Linked DNA regions of Homo sapiens: region 2 is linked to region 1. Evidence: read pairs that join two places in POLR2A ChIA-PET (ENCODE). Cell type or tissue: MCF 10A. All regions are shown on one strand. Region 1 has its middle 9.3 kb from the start of ARK2C. Region 2 overlaps ARK2C (arkadia (RNF111) C-terminal like ring finger ubiquitin ligase 2C).

Region 1 (2,500 bases):
TCTGACCCACATCTTTCATCCTTTTTCCGCTGGCCAGGACATGTCCTTTTCCTGCGTGGCAAGTGGACACCTGCAAAGCCTCTTAGGACATGCCCAAAGTGACAGCTCACACGGAGATCCAGGGTGAGTTAAGGAAACATGAATTAATGTGATGGGAACAAAGAGTGTGTGTGGGCACACCTGGTGAAGAAACCAGAAGTTTCTCTGGTACGCAGTGGGGAGCACCGGGGGATTCTGAGCATCAGAGTGAAGTGTCAGGAAAAGTAATCTACCATCTAGGCACAACATGAACAAAGGTGGGGGTAGATTCTAGGGGCTGGGAAATCAGGTGGGATTGAAAGTCAGGCTTAGGAATGGCACATTGATCCTGAATGCAGGGCCAAGGAGGAACCAATGACATGCCTGATCTGTTTTTTGTTTTTGTTCTGCTGCTTTGTTTTTGAGACAGAGTCTCACTCTGTCACCCAGGCTGGACTGCAGTGGCTTGATCATGGTTCACTGCAGCCTCGATCTTCCAGGCTCAAGTGATCCTCCCACTTCAGCTTCCTACGTAGTTGGAACTACAGAGGTGCACCACAGCGCCCAGCTAATTTAAAAAAAAAAACAAAATTCTTTTGTTTTGTAGAGACAGGGTCTCACTATGTTGCCTAGGCTGTTCTCCAACTCCTGGCCTCAAGTAATCCTCCCACCTCAGCCTCCCAAAGTACTGAGATTACAGACATGAACCACCACACTCGACCAACACCTGACCTTTTTAACCAGGGAAAAGAATGTTCTGCAGGCACTCTTTTCCTTATGATGACGTTAAGATTTCAGTGGTGGTCTCTAATCCAGTCATTCTTAAATCCAAACGACACCATTCAAATGAATCACATGTACTCATCTCTGAAAAGCTAAACTTTCCTCTTAATCCTTTTGTAGTTATCTGATTCTAACTTCTACTGACTTTTCCACATGCTGTCTGATTTTGCTCTTATTGGACATGAGACAGTTTCATATATTCATAAATCAGCTCAAATATTGGGCTTACCAAGGCAAACCTGCAACTGGGGTAGGCTGCCAAGGTGTCGCAGGGAATGCTAGCAGGCCCTGTTATCTATTCCTCACTTCTTTCTGGATAATAGAGTCTCTGACTTTTAGTTCAGCATATGGCCACCTGGATTAAAGACTACATTTCCCAGATTCCTTTGCAGTCAGGCATGATTAATTCTGAGCAATGGGATGTAAGCAGAAGTTCATGTGTGACTCCCAGGAAGTGTTCTTTAAGGCAAAGAGCTGTGCCTTTCTCCACCTCTTTATCATTTGCACTAACTGGAAGATGGATTGCAGGGCTGGACTGGAACAGCCATGTAGGACTGGAGGAAAGTACACCCTAAAGACAGTGAGGAAGCATGTTTGAAAGAGGCTGGATACTGGATGATTTCATAAAGCTACTCTACCAACCCCAGACAGCCTCCTATGACTTCTTTGAAATGGGAAATAATTAGATTGCAGTCTCACTGAAGCTGTTGTTATTTTGCAACTCTCTCTCACTCTCTCCTACTTGCAGTCAGGCGTAAAATCATCACATGACCACTGATTCCTCCCCAGGTGGGCCAAGACAGAGATGACATGTTTTGGTTGTGATACAAGATTTTGTTCAGGTTTATGGAACTGGGTAAGTTGTGTGCATAAGAAGAAGCACTGCTTTAATGCACAAGGAGAGGCAAGCAGGATGGGGAAACATGGGGAAGTGGCCCCAGTGTGTTCAATGAATGCTAAGAGCAGACTGAACAAGCGAGATGTGACAGGTGTGATGATTTAGGCTTTCCCTGCAGGCAAGGGAGACATCATGACCTTATTTCATTCCTTACTTCTTCATTTTCCCTCAGTAACTCCCTCCTTGGTCGGGGAAGCAGGTGACTGGTAGAAATCCACAGAGAGGGCCGGGCACAGTGGCTCACGCCCATAATCCCAGCACTTTGGGAGGCCAAGGCAGGAGGATCACCTGAGGTCGGGAGTTTGAGACCAGCCTGACCAACATGGAGAAACCCCATCTCTACTAAAAATACAAAATTAGCCGGGCATGATGGCGCATGCCTGTAATCCCAGCTACTCGGGAGGCTGAGGCAGGAGAATTGCTTGAACCTGGGAGGTGGAGGTTGCGGTGAGCCGAGATCGTGCCATTGCACTCCAGCCTGGGCAACAGGAGCAAAACTCCATCTCAAAAAAGAAAAAAAAAAAGAAATCCACCAACAGTGCAGGGCAGTCCCTGGATGCATGTCCTTATGGGGCTGGTTCTCACACTTCAGTGTGCATAAGAATCCTGTGGAGAACTTGTTTAAAAGATAGATCCTGACTGTGTGCAGTGGCTGGTGCCTGTAATCCCAGAACTTTCAGAGGCCCAGGCTTGAGGATGGCTTGAGACCAGGAATTCAAGACCAGCCTGAGCAACATAGCAAGACCCCATCTCTACAAAAATAAAAAATTAGCCAGGTGTAGTGATGCATGCCTGTAGTCT
Region 2 (2,500 bases), 63 kb before region 1:
CCACTCCTCTCAGCTATCTGCTCTGTGGTCCCTAAGCCTGTCTTCCCCCTCCAATAGTTGTTCCCAATCTGTTGTGGACCTTGAGCCAAGATAGGACCCTGATTCTGGTAGAATTCCTCGTGAACCGAGAGTCAATAAGCTATTAAAGAAATCCAATAAACAGCCACAGAGTTAAGTACATGAGCTTCATGGCAATTGCTTCAATGTTTCGTGTCTTTTTTTTTCTTTATCTCTGTGTTCTTAGGTCTGTTTTTAACTGCCCCTAAGTGGGGTGTGAAATTTTCACCCACACCCACCTCTCCACAAAAACACACCTCTGAGTTCTCTACGTTTACCCCTCACTCGGGAAATGGAAATTGCTTTGATTTATCCTGAGCCCACCTTCTGAAAAAGCTGCTTTTTCCTGTTGTCTAGGATTGGTGAGTAAACCCATGCCCAGCCCCAAGCCCCTTCTTCATGTCTTGAGGAACCTAAACCTCCCGAGTGAAAAGAAGTCACAGAGGTCCATCGCTCCCCAGATCCCAATTGAGGGCAGCTTGGTTCAGTGCCAACCCCGTGTGCTTCCTGCGCCCTTGATCATGGCCAAGGTGCACCACAAAAACAGAGTTGTGTGTGTCTTGCTGCCCGATCTCCTGCTAAACGTGCAGGTCCCAACATGTGTTTCAGGAACAAATTGTTCCACAGGATTGAGCAGCTGCTAGGTCACTGAAGGGTCCCAGGATCAAATGTATCTAAGAAGTGCATGGAAACATTATAAAGTTGAAAAAGTTAAACAAGGTTTTTGTTTTGTTTTGTTTTGTTTCCTGCCAACTTCTCCAGGTTTGCAACCTTTCCAAGTCTTTTGCATACTGTATGAGTGGTGAATCTTCGAGTTAGAGGTGGTATTACATACAGGATTTCTCCAACTTACTTAGCCAGGGAACCCAAACACCCCTTGAAAATGCCATCTTACTATGTAGCTATCTCCCTTCACCTCCCAGCTGTAATCCCAAATAAACATGTAACCTTCAGTAAGCCACTTTCTCTCTCTCAGCTTTATACTCTTTGTGTGTCAAATAAGGGTGTTCATCTAGATGGGGAATGGCAAAGAGGCCTGCTTGGAACGCAAGTGCCAGCTTGAATCTTGGAAATCCCCAGCCTGTGGGGATTGTTCAGAGGAATTCTGATGCTGCCTGTAGGCTTGAAGGAACAGCTGCCACGGTTGATTAGGCGTGACTGCCCCAGTCCTAAGAGCTGGACTGGCAGCCTGCGTTGCCCTGCACTGGCTGTCCCTGTAACTAAATAACCCCTAAGGTCAGCTTCTGCTTCAAGAGGCTGCTTTGGGTGCACACAGATCCCTGAGCTGACCCTGGGATTTCAGCAGTCCTCGATGATGAAGACTAGAAGCTTCTCCCGTCCCAGCGTTTGACTTCCAAACTGAAGCTATCTGTGGTTTCTGGTCTGTTCCCATTCAGGGGCCCTTGCACCCTCCACGGGTCTGTATGCCCAGCTCTGGACTTCTTCCAAGTGGGGAATGTTTTTCTTGCTTCATGCCCTCCAGAGCTACACCCAGGTGGTGCCGGGAAGCACAGGGACTTCCACATTTTGCACAGCCTGGAGGGGAATTTGGCACTAAAGTTGGGACAAGTTTCTCCCCTAGTCCTGGAATATTGCAAGTTCTGTACACATTTCTTGTCCTCAGAGCTAATGCTGTTTTTGTACTGGATTCACTCCCAAAGGCCTGCACTGTCCAAAGGAAAAGCTGCTTTCCTTACTTCAGAGTGGTTCCCCAAGCTCTGCACTGGAATCATGGAGGATGGGGGCTTGTTTCAATGCAGATCCCCAACCCCCTCACCCACTTGCTGAATGGGACTCTCTGGAGGTGGGGCCTGGTTATCTGCCTTTTTTTATGCATGCCTCAGCTGGACGTTGAAGTTTGAGAACAAGCCATGAAGAAACTTGTCTGCTAAGCTGGACAGACTGTAGCCCTCTGTTGACAAGCTATGTCAGAGTGTCACTGCTGTGAGACCACCAAAAATCACTGCTTCCCTGGCCTGGCGCACTCTCCTCAGCCTCTTTACCCAGCCTGTCTACTGCCCCTCAGAACTGTGTGAGGAATGAATTAGAAGAGAATGTTGGCCAAGTGCCTGGTTCAGCAGCGGCACGCAGCAGTGCCCAGGAATGTCAGTGTCCCCCGCCAAAAGGAGTAGCTGCTCCTCCGCCACCCAAACACTGCCCATGATGCCAAAGGTACTAGAAATCAGAAAGTGGGGGACTCCCAAAATGGCCTAAATCCTGTCTGCTGTGGGAAGAAGGAAGGAGGAAGTGATGAGAAGTGAAAACAAAATGTTCCTCTGAGAGCCGCATGTCCAGCTCCCCAGTTCTTCCTACCTATAAAGACAGCACCATGTCCCAGAAAGAGAATCTCCACTGAAAGGACAGCTGCCAGGGACAGGGAAAAGATCCTGTTTTGTTCACTACTCTATAGCTATCTACATGGTTGGAATGAAATGAGCACTTA

The links. Peaks named below come from ENCODE experiments on the same cell type or tissue, not always from the same donor. Only the 100,000 strongest peaks of a DNase experiment are listed, where the experiment ranks them.
Region 2: POLR2A ChIA-PET joins it to region 1 with 6 read pairs; 1 of 35 experiments calls an interaction of 5 or more read pairs at or near these places.

What each region holds. Positions count from the first base shown.
Region 1 is chr18:46,323,510-46,326,009 of GRCh38, reverse strand. No RefSeq gene overlaps it. Among named protein-coding and RNA genes, the nearest start is that of ARK2C, 9.3 kb to the left of the region's middle. In MCF 10A, no CTCF peak of the experiment used is centred here; a DNase peak (open chromatin) is centred at 1,239.
Region 2 is chr18:46,386,621-46,389,120 of GRCh38, reverse strand. All of the region lies in intron 1 of ARK2C (arkadia (RNF111) C-terminal like ring finger ubiquitin ligase 2C), which reads right to left. It overlaps LOC105372095 (a long non-coding RNA gene), which reads left to right. Exons shown (of 4, transcript XR_007066354.1): 3 at 245-419; 4 at 820-1,018. Among named protein-coding and RNA genes, the nearest start is that of ARK2C, 54 kb to the right of the region's middle. RefSeq lists an enhancer at 1,456-1,956. In MCF 10A, no CTCF peak of the experiment used is centred here; DNase peaks (open chromatin) are centred at 600, 1,140 and 1,520.